Linked DNA regions of Homo sapiens: region 1 is linked to region 2. Evidence: chromatin contacts called from ENCODE Hi-C or POLR2A ChIA-PET data. All regions are on one chromosome and are shown on one strand. The core of a region is the stretch at or near the end of the contact, and the rest is flanking DNA. Distances in the headings are between cores, read along the strand shown.

Region 1 (5,753 bases), core at 166-2,665, 790 kb before region 2:
CCCAGGCTGGAGTGCAGTGGTACGATCTTGGCTCACTGCAACCTCCACCTCCCAGGTTCAAGCAATTCTCTGCCTCAGCCTCCCGAGTAGCTGGAATTACAGGCACCCACCACCATGCCTGGCTAATTTTTGTATTTTTAGTAGAGACGGTGTTTCACCATTTTGGCCAGGCTGGTCTTGAACTCCTGATCTCGTGATCCACCTGCCTTGGCCTCCCAAAGTGCTGGGATTACAGGCGTGAGCCACTGTGCCCTGCCAAATTCTCGTGTTTTACAGATGTAGAAGAGATGAGTGGTCCAGAGAAGTACCCAAGGTCACACAGCAGCGCATGACAGCATTGTCTGTCTCTCCCCTGCTCCTCCTCCTCCTCCCCTAAGGTCCAGTGGCCTCTTTTCTCCAATGGCTGTGCCCGAGGGTCCTCTTTGCCCTTCCTGGCTGCCTGGGGGTGGGCACAGGTGTGGCTGCCCAGCAGCTCTGGGGGCCTCGGGAATGAGGCTGGCTTTGTTGCAGCCCCGGCAGCTGTGGCCATTTGGGTCGAGTTTCCATTAAGCCTTTTCCGAGCCTTGGGCAGGAGCAGGAGGCTCAGCGTTTAAAGGTCACCCGGCTTTTGAAGCTGCAGCGACATTAATAGCTTGGGAAGAAAACAAGCCTTTGCAGGGGCAGGAGGACAAGGCGTCTCTGTCAGGGCTGCCTGAAACACACACACACACACACACACACATACCCTGAGAGCCTCTGTCTCTTGCTCTCCTCTTCCCTTCCTTTCACCCCCTTTTGGGGCCTCTTCAGCTCTGAAGCCAAGAAGCTCAGGCAGATTTCCCTGCACCCCACCCGCTCTGAGGTGACAATTGGCCGAGAATGCAGCTGCCCCAGCCCAGCAGCCTCTGCCATTACACACTTGAGGTTTCCGCAGGACTCAACCATGGTTACACAAGCCTCCCAGGGTCATATGACCTCATTCTGGCCCCACTGGCTTTTGCAGCCTGGATTCCCAATGAGACAGAGTGAGCCTGGCCTGCGTGTCCTCATACGGGAAATGAGAGCGCTGGCAAGTGGCTTGTCTTGCATGCCAGTTCTAATCACTTGGTCGTGGCTTGCACAGAGGCGGTGTTGCAAAGGGTTCTGAGGTTGTGTGTGTTCTGTAGGACAGTAATACCTGGGTGGATTAGTGATGTCTGCCAAGGATGAGGGCTAGAAGGTGGTGGCACATGTGCCAAAGATTTCCTGCCTAGGATTAAATGATTTGACAACTCTGCGGGTCTTGGGTGCTAAGACCCCTGAGGCAACTGGGTGGTTCTTCTCCCTTTTAATCAGGCCAAGGGTGGGGGTGGGGCACATTCTTGGGTTCTGAGAGAAAAGCCACTCTGGCCCTTTCCCTGGGAGCTGCCAGGGCCTGAGCTCTGGGACACCACCTAGTGGCCTGGCTTGGCAGCGCCACTGGGCTGTGCCAGATCTTAGGCAAGAAGCAAATCCCTCTGCAGGCAGGCATCACGGCAGTCACAGATGGACGTAGGGTCTGCTCCTTGGTGATTTTCAGAGGAGGGAGCCTGGGGTGCACAGAGACAGAGCTGGTCTGAGGAGTCTTACCCTCCTTCCAGAAGAGTGGCCTCTGGGTGGGACACAGGAAGGTGCTGGCAATTGGGACCTGTGGCTTCCTGTTCTAACTCCCACCTTTCAGGGTTGGGCCCTGGTCCTCCTGGGGGGCAGAATGGAAGGTCAAGTCAGATCTAGGAGGGGGTTAGCCTCCTGCCCCCTGGTGCTGGCACTGGCTTGGAAAGGGGCAGCCTGCCATCAGCCTTGTGTCCACGTCACTGGGCTGCCTTGGCCTCAGACCCCTTGTCTGTGAAGTGAGATAATAACGCATTCCCTTATATATCTTCTAGGTTTGTTGTGAGGAGTAAATGAGTGTGTAGGGGAGAGAGGGCTTTGGAAACTGAAAAGGCCCCCTCCCATCATTGCTGTGAGCCGGAGGAGGAAGGAAAGGGAGGGAAATCCACAGTTACAGCACTCCTCCATCTTTCCTTCCCTTCTTTACTCATTCGCCTAATAAATGTCTATTGACCATGCCAGGCACTGATTCGGGCACTGGGGATACCACAGTGAGTATAGCAAAGCCCCTGCCTTCATGGAGCTTACATTCTAGTGGAGAAGATATCAGTGACAAATGTATAATATTCAAGGTGGTCTGTTTCATGAAGAAGACAGGGAAGCCTAAAGGGTTAGGAACACTGGGATGTTGGGGGGTGGACTTGCCACTCTGTTCCCCCTCAAGGTGATGGTTGAGTAGGGACCAGAAGGAAGGGAGCCATGCAGATATGTGGGAGCAGAACGTAGCAGTTGGTGGAAAAAGTAAGTTCAGAGGCCCCTGGGTGGGAGTGTGCTTGGCTCGTTGGTGGACTAGCAAGGATCCAGGTGGCCACAGAGAGTTAGGCTCTGTCTGTATGTGTGCGTGCACATATGACAGCGAGGTGACATGGGCAGGACCATGTGGGTTGGCCACGGTAAAGCTCTGGGTATTCTGGGGACATGGGAGCCATTGGGAGGCATGGAGCAGAGGAAGGGCATGACCCCTGTGATGAGGGGTCTCTAGGCCAACACGTGGGAGGCAGGGAGCTAGGGAGGGTATGGTAGCTGTGGAGGTGGTAAGGAGTGGCCAGATTCAGAAATCATTTGGAAGACGGGGAAGACAGGCTTCGCCATAGATTGGACATAGAGTATAAGAGAATGAGAGCACTCCAAGATGACTCCAAAGGTTTTGGCTGGAGCCAGGGAGAGTTGCCATTAACAAAGATGGAGAAGGCAGGGGAGAAGCAGGTTGGGGTCGGAGGGAATCACAGGTCGGATGGATCCATGTTGTTGGAGCTGCTGTTGGATGTCCAAGTGGAGGCAGCAAGAAGGCTGTATGAGTGTGGAGTTGAGGGGAGTGCCCATGAGAGGTTGGAGCACATGAGAGCCAGTGTTCAGTATGCAGATGGTATTCCAAGCCATGGGGCTGGATGAGATTGCTCAGGGAGTGAGTCTAGCCCGGGAAAAGGTCCCAGGCCTGTGCCCCAAGCCACAGCAGCCTGTGTCACTGGTGCTTATTATACGCCAGGTACCCATGTACGTTCTATTAATACTCCTCCCCTATGTCTACAAATGAGGGAGCTGAGGTGCAAAGAAATGAAACAATTTCCCCAAGTCACACAGCCTTACTAAGGTCACAAAGTGCACCCAGGACTCTGGCTCCCCAGCTCTCATAGCCCCCATGCAGACCCTCGCTGGCCCTGATGTACCAGGCAGGAGGCTGGCTGGGATGACCTTGGGCAAGGCCAGATGAACTGCACTGGGGCAGCTTGCCCACCTCCGTGGGCCAAGCCGGGAGTGACTCAGGCCTTGGCTGCGTGCTTATGCTAGGAGAGGAGGTTGGCTGTTTGCCGCCCCTGCCGGGCCTGGATTCCTTCACAGGGGAGGTGGAGGGCCACTGTGATCCTGGCTTCCTGGGACCTGGAGGAGGACAGGTGTGGGGTTTCTGCTTCCCAGTCTCCAGGTCATCCACAACCATGAGTTCAGGGGAGCCTTTGAGTCAGCCTCCGAGAGGTCTGATGAGCCCAGTGGGTTGTTTGCTTCCTTTTTCAGAAGCCAGTCAGGGGTTATGTCCCTCTGTTTCCCTGCCAGTGCTCAGCAGCTGGGGTTCTGAGAGGTGGTATGGTTTCTCCAAGGTCACAGAGCCAGCTCTGGAGCAGAGCCAAGAGACCTTGCTACCATGCTGTCTGGGTCATGTTTCCTGTGCTGAAATGTCCTCTGGGCTGTGCCCAGTCTCCTGAGCCTGGGGCACACATGGCTGAATTTCTTATGCTCCTTGGCTCATAGCCCTGTGAGCCTTACTTGGCATTTTTTGCCTCTTAGGAAGTGGGTTCCTATTCTGGCCTCTCCACATACTGGCTGTGTGACTTTGGGCAATTTACCCAACCTCTCTGAAATGGTTCCCACAGCTATGAAATGGAGACAGCAACACCTGTCTCATGGAGTTGTAATAAAGATTAAATGTGAAAGCATGTGGCACAGGCTCGTAAACCTGTCGCCTACTTGCTTTAATCCTTTCGTGTATTTTAAACTGCTTTTCATTTGAGCAGTGCTAGTTGCAAAAGGCAGCCTGGCATGGACGGCTCTGACCCTGCTCCCAGGCACACCACAGCCATGGCCTCAGACTCTGCCCTGAGCTTAGCCAGGGGGAGAGAGGGACAGTGCTCTGAGAATTGGGGGCCTCTATAGTCCACCTGGTTCTAACTATAGGCAGCCTGGGAGTCTCTGAGACCTTATAGAGTCCTGTGGAAATGGTACTTCTGGTAATCAAAATGCTTCCCATTACTGCTTCCTTGTGTTTCCCATTACTGTTTCTGAGCCACTCTCCTCATCCACAGAACCACCCTTTGATAGAAAAGTCTAGACTTTGCCTTTACTCGCTGTGTGTCCTTGGGCAACTCCCTCCTAGACTTGGGTCTCAGGCTCTTCACCTGTAATGTGAGGCAGGGTGTGGGGCTGGGCTGGAGTTGTCAGTCCTTTACATTTTGTGGTCCCCACAAGGATGCTTTCAAAGCTTTGCACTTGGGCCAAATGGAAGCGGCTGCTTGAGCTGCTGTGTCTCCAGTTGCCCAGGCCAGCCCAGCCTCCCCTGGGGCCATGAGGATCAATATTTCCTTACAGAGGGCTGAAAGAATTCCAGGGATTGACATCCAGGTGCTGGGGAAGACCCCCCTAGAATCTCCCTACCCCATCCCCCCTGTGAGGGCAGCTTGGCCAATTTACCCACTGCTCCTGGCTCTTTACCAGCCTCCTGGGGCAATGATAACTCAAATGCAGCATAGCCACGTTCTAGGCAGTGTGCTGAGGATTATCTTATTTCATTCCCATTGAAACCCCCTAAGGGATACATCCAGATGAGGGCTTAGGGCCACGGAGAGGATGGGAGACTTGTCTGAGGTCCCACAGCTGGGGAGTGCGGAGGCCTTGTCTGAACTGGTGCGTGTTCCCTATAAGTGGCAAGAGTGCAAGGCTTCTGGAGCTTCTCAACACTCAGAGAGGCCCAGAACCCGAGGGAGCTGTCCAGAGGGCTGCTAATGGGGAAAATGTCGGTCTTGCCATCTTCTTTCTTCCTCCCCTGGGGGTGGCCCAGGTCATCTTTCTCCGAGGGATTGCCTTTGGCAGAGTGAGACCTGGGTCCCTCCATCTCTGTTAGTAAATTACTGGAGGGGCAGAGAGATGATGGCTTTACTCCAGAAGGCCTTAACACAAGTCACTGACCCCTGTGTGTGATGACACTAGGACAGCAGACAGTAGCCCAAGGCATCAGCTTCTGGGGCCTCCTGGCCCTGAGGTCTGTGTTAGAGGCTTGAGGGCAGGTCCCCAGAGCCCAGGACAAAGGCAGCTGTCAGGGTGGAGCCCAGGCGAAGCTGCATACTCTTCTGATGTGTGTGGGTTCGTGGAGATGTGGGTGTAGGGGTGTTGGGGTGTCTAAAGCCGGCTATGGGAAGCCATGTCATACTTGGCTACCTTCCTATGTTCCTTCTCACAGCAAAACTCTTGGACTGATCATTTGAAGTCACCCCTCTGTGTCTTCTTGTGAAATGGCTTGGGCGTCTCTGGGCTCTGACTTGCTCATCTGGGAAGAGATGGGGTAGAGGGAGTTGGATTATAAATCATGCTTCACTCAGTCAACAGAATGCTACTCAGGCACTAAAAATGATGGCGTAGCCCTACGTATTCTGACATGG
Region 2 (5,860 bases), core at 381-2,880:
CCAGTCCCCAGCACCTTCTGTCACTAGGCTCCCTGCACTTCACCTGCCCTGTTCTCAGTCCTCAGACAGAATGCACAGAATCACCACTGCAGGCCACAACACCCATCTCTGCCTGCTGCTCTGTAGTTTACCAGGACACCACCACTAGCCCTCCCTGCCCAGCTTGTTCCCCAGAGACTGAGGCTCTAAGCCCTCAGACCACCACCTCTAGAGTCACCCCTATAGTCACTGGAGCTACTGAAGAATTACTGCCTGGAAAACATGGTTTCTACAACATTTCCAAGCCAGGGATGGCCTCCTAGAAGGCACTGAATACTGCTACCCATTTCACCCAACCCACAGAATCCAGGATGTCCCACCTAAATTCCCAGTGCCCATCTCTCCCCAGCCTTCACCCCGCACTCTGGACTAGAGCCAGAGACCCAAGGCTGAGCAATCAGGAACCAGGTGTCACTGCTTCTATGCAGTGAGTGGCTCAAGATAAAGCCCTTCTCACACCATTGCTTCCAGGAACAGAAACTGCCTGGCTTGAAGCGCTCCACCAGCACTTGAGAACAGAGATTACCAGATCCCCGAAGAGCAGAGTGGAAGATGTGTTTTTTTCCTTGTTACCAGGGAATTGTGCCTAGAGATGTGAACCATCCTCCAACAAGAACAGAGCCAAGAGACCCTGGGATCAGCAGGCCTTGGCTGGGTCTCACTAAGGGCACCCATTGCCAGGAGACACCTCACAGATGCCCCTCTACCAGCCCCCACTTCCCACTAGTCAAGAAATCAGCTAGGCTAGGTGCGGTGGCTCACGCCTGTAATCCCAGCACTTTGGGAGGCCGAGGCGGGCAGATCACGAGATCAGATCAAGACCATCCTGGCTAATACAGTGAAACCCCGCCTCTACTAAAAATACAAAAAAAAAAAAAATAGCGGGGCTTGGTGGCGGGCACCTGTAGTCCCAGCTACTTGGGAGGCTGAGGCAGGAGAATGGCATGAACCTGGGAGGCGGAGCTTGCAGTGAGCTGAGATCGCACCACTGCAGTCCAGCCTGGGCAACAGAGTGAGACTCCGTCTCAAAAAAAAAAAAAAAAAAATCAGCTAGCCCCTCACTCCCTCACCCCTGAGCCACTCTCACCTCAGTCAAACAGACTTCTTGGAATTGGTAAGATGCCATTTTGCCCAATTTACGTGGTCCGACAGGGCTACAAGAGGTGGTATAAAATGCATCAGGCTTTCCTGAGTGCCCAGGTAGTGCCACCTCTTTTCATACATACACATACCCCTTTAGCCTTACAAGGCTCTTCTGACATCTTCCTTCCTGCACTGGGCCAGACTCTTCGGAGTTGCTCTCTTTGCCCTGAGGTGTTTTTTTTTGTAAACCTGAACTTCTCAACATTTAAGTGGTATCACAGTAGTCCCCAAAGCCTTCCTACTCACAAGCTAATCAAAGGCTGGCTCCTCCCCCAGGCCCAGGACTAAGGGCAGACCTGTCTGCAGTCAGAGAAAAGCCTCCCAGAAGGATGCTGCAGAGCCCTGCCCTAGGGTTGGTGGGGAGGACACTCTGTCATTTTGAATCTGTTGGAATTAAATAGCTGCCTGCTTATTTTTAGCAGGTCCATTTGCCTGGGAATAGATGCATACTGGCTAGTTGCCAAGTGGTCACACAGAGCTGAAGTTAGGCACGTGCTACAGCCACAGGCCTCAGCATTCATCTGCTCACTCCAGGTTCCAAAGGATCTCTTCTTTCTCCAGGGAGGTACCTGCAGCTTCTCAGAACAGCCCTCAGAAAAGTAATGGCCTCACTCTCAACTCAGCTGACAAACCTGGTAACTGCAGGCTACAGCCTTCTGCTAAACAAGAAAACAAATCCCTGGCAATGGTACAGAGAGTGTTGGTCCCAGTGACTAAGCCAATTTGGCTGCAGTGACTGCAAAAAGAGCCGCATGTAACTGATGGGAAAGTCCACCATAAAAACAACAGCTTAGGAGCCAAGTGCCCAACAAGCCCAATGTGGGCTTGGGCCTGGTCAGTGAAGCCACATCCACTTTGCGTTCTGAATGAACATTTACACTGGAATTTGAACATTTCTTCCATTATTCCAGTGTTCACACTGACAAAGGCTGTCCCCAGGTGTTCTACCAATAGGAAGGAGCCTGCCCAAGACACTCCACCTCCAGAGTGCCCAGCTCATTAAGTTCCTGCTGAGGGACTCTTCCCCTTGAAGGGGGTCTTCCAAGGGCAGGGAATCAGAACCTAAAGCCCAGCACTTCAGCCACTGCATTCAGAGAATGACAGCAGTCTGTGGCCAGGCAGAGGCATACTCCCTTCCATGGGAGTTTGGTCGAGGAAAATCACAAACTCGGAGTTCTCCGCAAGATTCCAAAAGCGCCTCTTGGCTTGTATCAGATGCATTTACCTATTTCCTCATCAGGTCACAGTCATTCACCTTGCTCATTCATTCAAATATGTTTAAGTTGCTATAAGCAGAAGATTCTGATCACCAGAAGCACACGATTCTGATGGAAGAATCAATCTCTCTCACTCACTCACACACACACCCCTGCGCCACAAGCAGCTGAGAAGTGGGCAAAGGGAGCCCAGGAAGGCTTTCTCAAAGAGGGCCAGGATTTCCTTAGGCTGCAGTGGGTGGGTAGGGAGGGGGACAGGACATAAATTGAGGTTCTAATATCTTTGGGCATGGGAGGGAACAGTGAGTCCCAAAGTAAAACAGGAAGAAATCCTAGGAGCTGAAGTGCTGGTCAGGCGAGACAAAGAGTTTGACCTTTGCCACAGGAGCCATAGTCGCAGCAGTTGCAACATGGTAAAGTAGAGTAGGTCACAAGAGGTAAAGGTCTCGGTGACCCTCAAGAGTGACTGCTATCCAATACTGGCAGCCACTTAGTCATGGGAGGTTACTGAGCACTTGAAATGTGACCAGTGTGACTAGGGCACTGAATTCTACTTTAGGTTAACTTGAACTCTCCACCTGCAGCTGGCAGCTACCTACTGGACAATGCAGCTCTAAAGGGTGTTCCCAGAAGGCCCCAATGAACAGGAGGGCTGGATACATGCTGCAGCCGCCAACACCTACCTTGCTGGGTAGTGCTCGGTTCTGCCACCAAGGGTGGGGGCGATGGTAGGCCTGGGCTGTGCACCCTCAGCAGCATGGCTGGGCCAGGAATCAGAGTGCTGGAGCCATGGCTCAGGTGTTGGTCCCAGCCCAGCCTCAGTGCTCACAGGACTGTTACCTTCATCCTCAGGGGCCTGTGTAAGTCACAGTAAGCTATGACTTCATGTGGGTACCCTAGAGATCCCAAATTAGCTCACAGTGGGGTTGTGAGGTCCTGTCTAGGACTGTCCCCCACCCTCCATTGTGATGGCCCACAGAGAAGCCAGGGGGGCCAGCACCACCAGACCAGCACACTTTGTGGGTGCTTCTGCCCTTCCACGTAGAGCAGCTGTCAGGAACTCGGGACACTTTCCCAGCCCAATTCACAGAAGGAAGGCCAGAAGCTTAACCCAGTAGTGTCTGAGTACCTGCTTGGCAAAGCCTTCTACGGCCAAAATGAAAACCCTGAATCCACTACCAGGTGCTCTAGGTAAGACAAGACAAGCCAAAAGCCAGAAATACCATCTCTGGACATGGCCTCAAAGTAAGAGCTCCGCCAGCCCAACTAAAAGTTAAACCAACTCCTGCTCTGGAAAACTTAGTACCCGAGGTTGAACTGCCCAGTCTCTTTCCTGCTCTGCTGGCCAAATCCATGGCAGGTCCAAGTCACATGCCTCTTTTCGTGAAGGAAAAATCATCAGCACCTCCTACAAAGGTCTTCCTAATCACTTCATTTTGGGGGTAGGGGTGTGGATTTTAAAACTTTGAAGACTATGTCACACTCACCTTGCCCCTCACCTCTGGCCTTGACAACCATCTTGCTTTACAAGTGAATTCCGCCAGGTTTCTAAAGATGGTCACAACACAGGTGCCAGGAATGCCTTCCTGGGTACATGGAGTTCCCGCCCACGACCACAGAAGACATTACACAAAACTGCCCAAAAAGTATGAAATGGCAATCTGACAACAACCTGACTTAAAAGCCAGTAAAGACATCAGAAAAGATGTTGGTGTGCAGCAAGAAACCCTTCGCAGCACCTCACATGGGCAAAACCAAAGAGGTAAGACCCTGATCTTCCTAATGGCAGACAGTGAACTACGACCACCCCAGAAATCACATAAAAGCATAGAAGGTAATTTCTATTCAACAAATAATTACTGGCACTCACAGAGAAAAGCATGGTGGGACACAAATTAATCAGGCAAGGCACTGCCCTCGAGGCACTTTCAGTCTTGGCGGGGAGTAGTGGAGGGCAGAAGAAAAAAAAAAAAAAAAAAAAAGCCCAAACAGGCCACCACGGTAGCTCACGCCTACAATCCCCAACACTTCGGGAGGATTGCTTGAGGCCAGGAGCTCAAGACCAGCCTGGGCAATATAGTGAGACCTTGTATCTACAAAAAAAAAATTTTTTTTTAATTACCCAGGCATAGTGGCGCACACCTGTAGTCCCAACTACTCGAGAGGCTGAGGTGGGAGAATTGCTTGAACCCAGGAGGCAGAGGTTGCAGTGAGCCGAGATCGCACCACTGCACTCCAACCTGGGCAACAGAGTGACACCTTGTCTCAAAAAACAAGCAATGACCTTTTCTCCAGTGGGCCTGTTACTGCCACTCTCTGCTACTGACCAACTGAAAGTTTTGTCCATAGGACATGGAAGTGCCCTGTTAGGGGTGAAGGAGGAACAGAAAATGGGGTGCCAGTGTCCTCAGACTAGAATGTTCTAGTATCTTGGGGTAGGAATGAGAGAATATAAGCCTGAATGCCAGCATTATGGGAGCCAAGGAGAGTTGGGATGCCCCATTCAATATATAGACTTTCATTCAAGACCCATCTTCAGCCAGGCACGATGGCTCACACCTGTAATCCCAACACTTTGGGAAGTTGGAAGATTACTTGAGCCCAGGAGTTCGAGACTAGCCTGGGCAATGTGGTGAGACCTCATCTCTACAAAAAAAAATTTAAAAGAATTAGTCGGGCATAGTAGTACATGCCTCTTGTCCCAGCTACTGAGCAGGCTGAGGTGGGAGGATCACTTGAGCCCAGGAAATCAAGGCTGCAGTGAGCTATGATGGCATTACTGCACTCCAGCCTGGGGGACAGTGAGACCTGTCTTTAAAAAAAAAAAAAAAAAAAAAAAGTTGGGGGGGACCCATTTTCACCACTCCCTGGTACCCAAATCCAGATCGCCACATTTATAACTTCTCTAAAAAGTGAAGCCAGACCTTCTGCTGGCCTGGCCTGGCGGAAGGGCTCCACAGGCCTAGTTGTCTGCTGACTTCAGCCACCCAACTGAAGGCCCAATCCATGCCTTCAAAGGTGCCTGTCCCTGCATGGATCGGCTGGCTTCTTGTGGGCCACAAACCACGCACACCTTCTCAGCAAGCTACTGAACGATGGGCTCCCCCAAGACAAGGAAATCAACCAAGAAAGGAGGGGCACTGGATCCAGAAACGAGACAAGAGAAGGGGAGAGGGAATTCCAAGGCTGAAGGGGAAGCAGAGCCAGGGAAAAGGGATGCGCCCAGGAGAAACGTGGAACCGTTGCGAGTACCTGGTATGTGGAGCCACAGTGAGAGCCACTTTCCCCCAATGACAGGCATTCCACAGCAATGGTGGAGGCTGCGAGGTGGTCAGGGAACTGGTGAGAGAGACAGAAAATTAAGCAAAAGAAACTAAGGAAATTAACTAGGAGAGGAGAAGAAGAAAATGAAGGAAAAGAAGAAATATGGGAAACTAAAAACCTTGCAGCCATAAACAAGG

What was found. Hi-C counts contacts between places; a loop is a spot of excess contacts on that map. ChIA-PET counts read pairs that join two places held with the same protein, here RNA polymerase II (POLR2A). Pooled maps may share reads with other maps.
Region 1: a map of gastrocnemius medialis shows a loop between it and region 2 (5-fold over the local background). The contact joins two enhancer-like sites. A Hi-C loop is called at or near these places in 1 of 168 maps with a recorded cell type or tissue (gastrocnemius medialis) and 5 of 50 pooled maps. POLR2A ChIA-PET finds 5 or more read pairs at or near these places in 2 of 52 experiments (GM12878 and WTC11).

The regions. Positions count from the first base shown.
Region 1 is chr17:57,888,318-57,894,070 of GRCh38, reverse strand. The region is part of intron 1 of CUEDC1 (CUE domain containing 1); the gene reads left to right. Among named protein-coding and RNA genes, the nearest start is that of CUEDC1-AS1, 21 kb to the left of the region's middle. RefSeq lists enhancers at 1,052-1,101, 762-1,503. Within about 2 kb of position 1,415, at least 35 of the 41 ENCODE cell types and tissues checked have a DNase peak (open chromatin) inside an H3K27ac peak, as active enhancers do; they include gastrocnemius medialis, where a contact is called at or near this core.
Region 2 is chr17:57,093,986-57,099,845 of GRCh38, reverse strand. The region is part of intron 1 of AKAP1 (A-kinase anchoring protein 1); the gene reads right to left. Among named protein-coding and RNA genes, the nearest start is that of AKAP1, 12 kb to the right of the region's middle. RefSeq lists an enhancer at 705-784. Within about 2 kb of position 1,630, at least 7 of the 41 ENCODE cell types and tissues checked have a DNase peak (open chromatin) inside an H3K27ac peak, as active enhancers do; they include gastrocnemius medialis, where a contact is called at or near this core.